Linked DNA regions of Homo sapiens: region 1 is linked to region 2. Evidence: read pairs that join two places in POLR2A ChIA-PET (ENCODE). Cell type or tissue: CD4-positive, alpha-beta T cell. All regions are shown on one strand. Region 1 overlaps LAMA3 (laminin subunit alpha 3). Region 2 overlaps TTC39C-AS1 (TTC39C antisense RNA 1).

What was found. Peaks named below come from ENCODE experiments on the same cell type or tissue, not always from the same donor. Only the 100,000 strongest peaks of a DNase experiment are listed, where the experiment ranks them.
Region 1: POLR2A ChIA-PET joins it to region 2 with 5 read pairs; 3 of 35 experiments call an interaction of 5 or more read pairs at or near these places.

The regions. Positions count from the first base shown.
Region 1 is chr18:23,855,002-23,860,001 of GRCh38, reverse strand. LAMA3 (laminin subunit alpha 3) reads right to left here. Exons shown (of 75, transcript NM_198129.4): 33 at 2,014-2,158; 34 at 1,173-1,313. Among named protein-coding and RNA genes, the nearest start is that of LINC02958, 130 kb to the left of the region's middle. In CD4-positive, alpha-beta T cell, no CTCF peak of the experiment used is centred here; no DNase peak of the experiment used is centred here.
Region 2 is chr18:23,990,156-23,995,155 of GRCh38, reverse strand. It overlaps TTC39C-AS1 (TTC39C antisense RNA 1), which reads left to right. Exons shown (of 6, transcript NR_110796.1): 6 at 677-943. It also overlaps a transcript of TTC39C not described here. Among named protein-coding and RNA genes, the nearest start is that of LINC02958, 10 kb to the right of the region's middle. RefSeq lists a silencer at 592-651. In CD4-positive, alpha-beta T cell, no CTCF peak of the experiment used is centred here; DNase peaks (open chromatin) are centred at 495 and 2,385; H3K4me3 peaks cover 2,437 bases; H3K27ac peaks cover 3,415 bases.

The DNA.
Region 1 (5,000 bases), 140 kb after region 2:
CTTCTAAGACCCTTGGACTCTGATGTGGTAATAGTGTCTCTTTGTGTGCTAATGAGATAAGTGGTGGCTGAGTCCTCTGGGTAGCTTCAGGATGGGGGCTTGTAGCCAGGAAGACCAAGGTAGGATGAGAGGGTTGGGACTTTCAGCCCTACCCCCAACCTCTGAGGAAGGGAGAGGGACTAGAGATTGAGTTAATTATCAATAGCTAATGATTTAATCAATCATGCCTACATGAAAGAGCCACCAAAAAACAAACAAACAAACAAAAAACCCTAAATGGTAGTTTGGGAGAGCTCCTGGGTGGGTAAACACGTCTGCATGCCAGGAGGATGGTGCGCCCTAACTCCCATGCCTGGAACCCTCTGGACTTTACCCTATGCACCTATTCACCTGGCTGTTGCTCTGTATCCTTTATCATATTCTTTATAATAAACAGCAATAGGAAGGAAAGTGTGTCCTGAATTCTGGGAGCCATTATAGCAGATTATAAACATGAGGAGTGGGCTGTGGGAACCCCCAACTTGTAGCAAAGCACTGGAGAAGTACTGGAGGCCTGGGACTTGCAACTGGCATCTGAAGTGGGAGCAGTCTGGAAGAACTGAGCCCTTAGCCTGTGCAGTCTGATGCCACCTCCAGGTAGAGAGTGTCAGAAGTGAATTGAATTGCAGGACACCCCGGAGTGTCTGGGAGAATCAGAGAATTTTTAGTATAGAAAAAACCCCACACATTTGGTGTTAGAGTGTTGTGAGTATAGAAACAAGGTTTTCTTTTAAAGGGGAAAATGACAAACTCGATTTATTTAATGAGATTTATTGGGCATCTATTATGTCCCAGATCCTGTTCTAGGCACTAGGGGTGTATCAGCGAACTCACCATTCTAGGGATGGAAGAAGAAGGGCAATAAACAAATTTTAAAACAAAATGTTAAATAGGGAGTGATGACTCCTATGGGGAAGACAAGGGTAAGGTCAGCAAGAGTGTCCAAGGTGTGCTATTTTATAGGAAGTGGTGAAGGAAAGCCCCTCTGAACACATGGCATTCGAGCAAACAACTGACGAATTCAGGAAACAAGAATTTTAAAACACTGCAGGCCAAGGAGCAGCGAGGGATATGCTTATCATTTAACAAATCCATGTACAAAATGTTCCCCAGCACTTTCTGTCAATGCATACCTTAGTCCTTCGCTTATGTGAGCTGTGACATTGATTATTTACTCCAAAACAGAAACAGCTGGTACAACCCTTGAGATTGGCTGGGTCCAAATGGAATGAGCCTTCTCGACACACATTACACTCTGTGCCTTCTACATTTTCCTATTGAAGCAAAACATGAAATAAGAGATCACGTGTTCCAAAATTTCCCTAGTTGCAATTAGCTACTTGCACAAATTAAATACCAACACAAGATGTTAGGATGAGGATGTGAGCAAAACATTAAAAGAGATGTTAATTATTAAGCTTTCATCCCATGTTAATTGTTTAAACTTTTATACCACACACAAATGGAGGAGAGAATTCTCTAAATTTCATAAGATGCCCCTGGGGCATCTTGCAAGTAGAGAAATAGCACCATACGGTTCACAGGATGGGGAGACCAATTCATCTCACTCACCACCACCTTAAAACATCTCCTGGGAATTGGAAGGTCTCCTACAACCTGGCGGAACCCCTTGGAGCAGAGATGATCACCTGGAGTCCATGGTCCAGGAATGGGTTTTAGGTGAACCTATGAACCTCATGAAACTGTAGATAAAAGTTTGTGCTGATTTTTCTGGAAAGGGTCTATATCCGTCATCAGATTCTAAGGCGGTCTGAGACCTCTCCAAAAGATAAAAGGGGTCTCACCTCCTAACTATTTCTGTAAAATGAGATCGTGACTATAAAATGCTACATACACTATCAACATCTCTTACGGGTCAGTCCCATTTCCCACATACTTTTCTATGTTGACTCAACATGAAGCACTTTCCTGCTGACCGGCAGCTGTTGTCTGGCATTGCACGATCTCTCTTACCTTGCAGAGGCAAGCCCCGGTCCCTGGGTCACACACTCCTGGCTCAGTCCCATCTCTGTTGCAATTGCAGGGAACACACTCAGGAAAGCGGTAAAACCCGGAAGCACATCGGTCACACTGCCGCCCTGTGATTCTGGGCTTGCATCTGTACACAAAGTAAAGGAAGCAAAAATCATCATCTTTGTACACACAATTTTAAAGTGCTCACTTACACTATAGTGGACTAATTGGTGTGCAAAGCCAGTTAAATAGATACAATGCCTGCTTATAGTCCAAGGCAGAATGGAGAGAGGCAGATAAAAGGCACTTACAGAATGTAGGTCATTGACCAATGGCCATTGTGGATGGTCATGGATGACCGTCGTAGATGGGTCAGGCTTAGCACTAGGTGTTGAGGGCGCAAGAAGGGACATGGCCCCCGAGCCTGGAGGGCTCCCGCAGATGGCCCATAAGTGGAAATGATGACAACCTACACAGAATCTAACTGAGGTTCAGAGGAGTAGCAGGTGACAAGTTTCCCTGGGGGAAATGACTCCTGACCTGAGCTTTAAAGGGCAGAGTCATAGGGTAGAAGTTGGGATGCGCATTCCAGACAGAAGGAACAGAGCGGGAGATCACTCAGTGTGTACAGGGAACAACACAAGCATGGTGCTGCTGGGGCAGATGTCCAGGCAGGGAATGCTGCCCCATGGCCTGAGGAGGTAGGTGGTGTCAGATCATCAGGACAGAGGGGCTGGACACGGCAGCACAGCGCAGTAGCTGAGACCTGTGCATGCAAGGCTGCAGTTCTAATCCAGCTCTGACCATATGAGACACACCATCTTAGCAAGTTCTTTAACTTCCCAAAGCCTGCTTTTCATACCTATGAGGGACAGAACACGGTAGCTGCTGCCTCCTGGGATTGCTGGGAACCCATGAGGCAGTGCATGCAAAATTTCATCCCAGTGCCTGGCACTTGGCAAGTTACAAACAAGGCAACATGAACAGCTGTTAAGGAGGAGAGGGTGTGGTTGGACTTGTGTGAAGGATGGAGCCCAGAGGGTGAATTCCAGCAGCAGCAGCAGCAGGATGTCAAGTCAGGAGAGAGACTGGGGGCTAACCTAGGGCAAAGGTATCCAGATGGGGAGGAGGGATGGGCTCCCAAACTATTTTGGGGTGAGGTTTCTGGGAACTGTAAGATTCTGGATGAGGAGTAGAGGAAAGAAGAGAAGACAAGGAAGACTCCCAATTTCCCTGCTTGGGTGACAGAGTGGATCTTAATGTCCCTTGTTACCTGCAAGGGCCAGAGCTCAGAGGAAAGCACAGTGGGGGGTGGGAGGGTCACTCTGAGTCATCCACCCTCAACCATCTGCAGGTCCTTTTAACTGAAGATCCGGGCAGACAAGAAAACACAAACAGCTGAGCAGAGGCAGAAAAGCAGTGGGCTATGGCTGTGCCTGGAGAACCCAGAACTCGAGGTTGGAGAGGGGAAGAGAAAGTGCCGCGAGCCCTGGGGAGCCAAGCACTGCATTCAGAGCTGGGATCTACCTACACACTGATTCTCTTCTGTGGGACTAAGGGAAGTATTAGAAATACATTTTTATTGGCATATAGGCAATAACACTTTATTGTTCAATTACTACCAAATGTAGGCCATCACCTATCTCCTAATACCTGTGAAAATATCTTACCCCAGTGACCATCCTAAAAAAGTTAAATACGACTCTTCATATCCCATTAAGTTTCTCTTTGGCAAATATCTGCTTATTTCCCTTTGGCAAATATCTGCTTATAAAGGATTTTGTATGTGATTAAGAACATAAACTTGGAACCAGGTAACCTGCTTTGAATCCCAACTCTACCACTTACTGGACCTTGGGCAAATTGGTCACTTTACAACCAAGTTTCTTCATCTGTAAAAATGGAGGTAACAATATCTACTTCACAGGATTGTCGTGAGGATTAAATATTACATGTAAAAACCTTACAGGAGTTGCTTGCACACACGTAAGTATTTGCTATTACTATTCTAGCTGTGACATGGGCTAAGGGGAGGAGACGGTGCCTTTCTGTCCACTCGGCACAACTAAAAGGACCAACTCAGCATTACTTGCAAGACCTCCTGGCAAGTTGCATCTTTCAGCCCCATCCCTCTCACCTCTCCCTACTCGATACCTGCAGAAATGATTCCATAAGGAAGTAGCCTCAAAACCACACTTAGAGTAATGTAGGTATAGAGTGTAAATGTTCTGCTTGAAGTGGATGGCTCTAGTGCAGTGGATTGTAAACTCTGGGAGAGGATCGGAGACGCTTTTGGAAAGCTGGGTAAACTATGGGCCATATTCTCAGAAAAGTGTCCACTAAACTCACAGAAAGACTCATTCTCATATACACACAATTTTGCATTCTCTTATCAGAGGGCTCCTGGCCCCAGGTTAATAACAACTGCTCTCTTCTTGTGACCCTCGGACTAAATGTAATCAGGCAGTCTGGCAAAAATGTAAAGCCTGTTCTCAGCTGATTCCTTATTTCTGGAGAGACAGCGAGTGTGGAGCACAAGGACTCTGGTGGTCTAGAGACCGGAAAGAAGAGAGAGCAGATGACCCCTCCCAAAATAAAAGCCATCAGAGAGAGAAGCCTCAGAACAGAAGAGGGCCATTGGAGATGGCCCGACGTAGGCTGGGTGAACCTTGCTTCTCTTTTCCTGGCAGTGAAGGAAAGAACACCACGCACAGAGGGACAGTGTTGCCATGAAGTGCCAACCTGGCAGACTGGCATCCCAAGGTCTGAACGTTTCTTTTAGCAAACATGCGGGGCTTCTGGCCAAGGGTGAATTAATAAGATGCTGGTGGTAGGTGAGCAACTCACACACTGAACGCCATTGGTGGGCACAACTCAGAGTGTCCCCTGAGCAAGTGATCTGGGCAGGGACCTGGAAAGTGAGGTCACGCAGACAGGAGCCTGTGGTTTTTTTGTGTGTGTGGTTTATTTTTTTAAATTTTTTTATT
Region 2 (5,000 bases):
CAAAATTATCGGGATTAGTGTTTGTCAGGAGTTAGGGATAGTAGAGAGAAGGCAGGTAAGTGATACCATAAAGGCATATCTTTGTGATGAAGGAATAGTTCTGTATCATAATTGCAATGCTGATTAGACAAACCTACACACGTGATAAAGTGACAGAGAACTATACACACATTTTACCAAAGTCAATTTCATGGTGTGAGATGTAACCATTAGGAAAATCTTGTGGATTATAATTATTATTATTTTTTTTTAAAAAAAAGGAAAAGATCCTGATGTCCAGGCCACTCCCAGACCAATGAAATCAGAGTCTCTGAGGGTGGAGTTCACGCATCAGCGCGTGGCCCTGGTGATGACTAAGTGCAGCCAAGTTGCAGTTTATTATAAGGCAGTTCATAGATGCTGCTGCTGCTGCTGCTAGCATTTCATCTGCTGAGAATCACACTCAGTAGCAACAGCCGTCCAAGATACAGCCCTGCGGGGCTTTGAGTGTTAACGTTGGGTGCATAGTGATGAGGCTTTTTTAAAGCCTTGAAACGGGGCCAACTGGTAATACCTAAGGAACGTAAGTACCATTCAGTGTGTTTGTGTAAGCCCTGGCTATGAGGGGAGGGGCGAGTGGGGGAAGCACATGATGTTAAACTAGGCTAATGGGTTTAATTTTCCTTTGTTTTCCTAGATTTCCTGGCAAACAGAAAAAGCTCTCTTGGTCTTTAAAGTTCATGACAGATTCCCTAAGTGTTTGTAAAACATCTGCCAACCACACTGATGGGCTCTCACACAAAGGTTTTGGAAATACAGACTGATTTCCTTTGGTTACTAAAACTGATTTTTTTTTTTTTTTTTGGTTACTACAATTGATTTTATCTCTATAATTTTCTTCTCTGTCATCTTATTTTAAACAAAAACCGTGGCACAAAAATAAAGTGATGGTTTTTGAGGAAAACATATCTATTTGTTTTTCTTTTTGTATCTTCAGCCAAAACATCTAAGGAATAATAATGAAAATAATAGAAAATCTTTTGCACTGGGAAATTGTTTCCCTCTGTTTTTAGCCTTCATTTATTTTTTTGCCAGAGCTTCATATCTTTTCAGAGATTCATGTGCATAACAGTTTTAAATGTTTTCCAAAATGAACTTCTCCAGCTGAATCTCAGAGAAGAAAGCTTTGTTAATGGCAACAATTCATTTAAGATTAATATGAAGCTTTCTGGATGATTGTTGGTGATGTCATATGAACCATTAGGGTGGTGCAAAAGTAATTGCAGTTTTGCCATTAAAAGCAATTATTTTTGCACAAACCTAATACCAAAACATCTAATGTCAAACTATGGTCCATTTCTATTATATTTCCCAAGACAATTAAATTAGTATATAATTTTTTTCATAGATTTTCAGTTTATAATATGTAGTGAAATTAAATAATTATCTAGAATAGCATTGCTAATTGTGACATTACTTAAATATTTATGAAAAATAAACTTTGATCTGGCATTTCACTCACAGCTGGTCAAGGCTAGTAAAAGATGAGATTCTAAATTTCACAGCTGGAGGCCTACATTTCGATCTTTATACAAGATTTAATGAAATTCACAGTGACATTTTTAGTTATTTTGATACATTCTCAACCAAGTAGGAGTACAAGATCTATAAGTGAGGGTCTAGTAAATTATTTGATATGAAAAGGGGTCCGTGTACTTCATAATAATTAGTCATAACAAGTGCTATGGCATTTATTGAGCATCTGTGTGTGGACATTTTGTTATTGTAGATATTTTCTATTAACCTGATATTAATGCATGTCTTTACACCCAACCCTCCAAGGGATACTATGCAAATGCTTTAACATCTGGCATTTGTTGAAAAATAGCAGAGATTTTAAAGAATGGCACTGAGAAAGTCTTGCCACGTTTTTATGGAAATCCATTCTGGAAGCATTTCTTTCCATTATATGTCTTGTCTATTTCATATTGAAAGCCCTTTTATCACAGCTTCAATTTGCGTTAGTATTTTACCATCAAAGATGAACTTAGCCAGTGCAATGACAACATGATAAAAACATAAAATGATACAATGATTCTTCTTGTTTATCACTTACCCTGTCTCATTAAGCCACTTACCACAAAAGAAGCTTGAGATTTCTTAGGAGCAAGATTTTAGAATTCTTAGGACTCAGCCTTTCTGAGCCAGTGGCAGGATAGTTGCTTCTAAAGAGGCTGTGTGTGTAGGTGCTGGAGGGGTTAGGTCTCCAGGAGGGACAAGATGGGCAGCTGGAAATAAATTCAGAATCCTGCCTCTGTTGTAGCAAAACTCTCCATTCTCTTTCTCACCTTTTCTCAGAACCTGCTTACATAACTGTGGTTAACCTATATGCGTAAGCATGATTAAAAAGATTGACACAGCCTGGCAGTCTTTTCTGTGCTATGCACCCAGGAGCACAGCCCTTGGGCCTGAAGCATTGGCAGCGGGCTCTGGCTCTGTGTGTGGCGCAGGTCAGTCCGGCCTGCCTGCCAATTACTCAGTAGTTATGTCCAGGGAGAAGCAAGCCATGCTTGTTAGGCAGATTGCTGCACTCTGAGCACAAAAATGTCAAGGGCACATAATTACTCCTAATGCAAAAACATAGAAAAGCTGCAATTAAAAGGCAGTGGAGCAGTGCCTTTCTTATTTCTGGAGAGACTGGAAATTACAGTAAGGCAGCACACTGGGCTTTCTCTGCCTCCTAGTATACACAAATATTTTCAATTAATTACAACGTGTAATGGTATATTTATTTTTGGATCTCCTGTCTCCCCATAGGCTTCATGTGAGCAAAGACCACATGTCTGGCTTGTTCACCACTGCACACTCCCAGGACATGGTAGGAATTCAGTGACTATTTAATGAATGGATGACCACGGTATTTCAGTTTTAGGAAAGAATTTCCAAATACATTTTTCCCCATTCATTGAGTCCTTATTTAACCAAGTTAACTAGACAATACGTCCTCTACATTGTTCATGGGGAATTACTGAGCCAGACCTGGGGGAAATGACATAATATCCTATTAATTTTTTTTAAAAAATTATTTTTAATGTTCGTGGGTATATAATAGGTATACATATTTATGGGTTACATGACATATTTTGATATAGGCATGCAATGCCTAATAATCACATCAGGGTAAATGGGGTATCCATCCCCTCAAGCATTTATCCTTTGTGTTACAAACAATCCATTTATATTATTTTAGTTACTTTAAAATGTACAATTACATTATTTTTTGCTATAGTCACCCTGTTGCGCTAGCCAATACTAAGTCTTATTCATCCTATTTTTTTGAACCGATTAACCATCCCCATTTCCACCTACTCCACCACTACCCTTTCCAGCCTCTGGTAACCATCCTTTTACTATCTCAATGAGTTCAATTATTTTAATTTTTAGCTCCCACAAATAAGTGAGAACATATGAAGTTTGTGTTTCTGTGCCTGGCTCATTTCACTTAACACAATGATCTCCAGTTCCATCCATGTTGCTGCAAATGACAGGATCTTATTCTTTCTTATGACTGAATAGTACTCCATTGTATATATGTACCACATTTTCTTTGTCCAGTCATCTATTGATGGACACTTAGGTTGCTTCCAAATCTTAGCTATTGTGAACTGTGCTGCAATTAGTTTTTTATGTAAGGTATCATGGCCATGAAAGCTTGAATATATAAAAAAAGTCATAGATAAGATCTTGTCTTGGAAGAGCTACACAAAGAAGATCTTGTTTTGGAAGATCTACGCATATTTCATTTTGTATAGACACATTCTGTATCCAAATGAGAAAGATTTCTTAGAAGGGAGATTCATTGCCTCCTATAATTTATTCAAATGCTTAACAGCCTTAAAGATGACTACCACACTGTTGCCACATAACAGATGTTAAATAAATATTGTTGTTGTTTTTGTGAATTGAACTTGGCAGTAAAAAATGAAAATTGCAGCTGCTAAATATTTGGTGTGAGTTACAGCAGCTCTCTTTAATCTCTGTTTTTAGTTGAGTTGTGTTTGCATGAGTTAAATTGTTTTCCTTCTGATGTCCAATTTACTTGCAGCTCTTCTACCAGAGGCAAGCATTTTCACCAGCCATTTTGAATTTGATGTGCTCAGCACTTTGAGGTAGCTGGCTCCTGGGCGTAAGTCAGATTCTGACTCACTGGCTGGATCACCATCCTCAGGACCCCTTGCAGGGTAGACCTTGCTCAGTTGTTCCTCGATTTTCTTCTGTGTATTTGAAAGAAATACATGCTCTTGTGATGTGCAATGCTTCATAGATGTCACCTTTTAAGTTTATTACAAATCACATTTGTATAGTTCGTTATTGAATTTTAGACCCATATAACTTCTAAGCATGAAGTATTATTACACACACACTAAGTACTTCTTATGAGTCAAGTGCTAGAACTATGGCTATCACAATGATTAAAGCATTTGTTTACCCCTTGGCTCACCACCATAAGTGAAGGAGATGTAGCTTTCTCTGCAAAGAATTATGCATGAGAAGGCATCTTGGCCAAAGCCAAGGGCTAAAGGTTAAGAGTATTATTCACAGATAATTTTAAACTTAAAATTGTAAAAGAACCCAACTCGATTGAGGTATAATCGACATGCAACATGTGGTACATACTAAAACTGTTCTATTTGATAAGTTTTGACATGTGTGTAATACTATAATCAAGATAGTGAACATATTCATCATCCCAAAAGGGTCCTGGTGCCCCTTTGTCATCTCTCCCTCCCATCCCTAATCTGCTTTCTGTCATTATAAGTTAGTTTGACTTTTCTAGAATTTCATCTAAATGAAAGTTTATAGTGTGTACTCTCTGAGTCCTTTATCTTGCTTCTATTACTCAGAATAATCATGTTGAGATTCATCCAAGTTGAAGTGTATGTATATTAATAGTTCGTTTCCTTTCATTGCTGAGTAGTCACTCTCCATTATACAGATACCCTATACAGTATATTCACTTA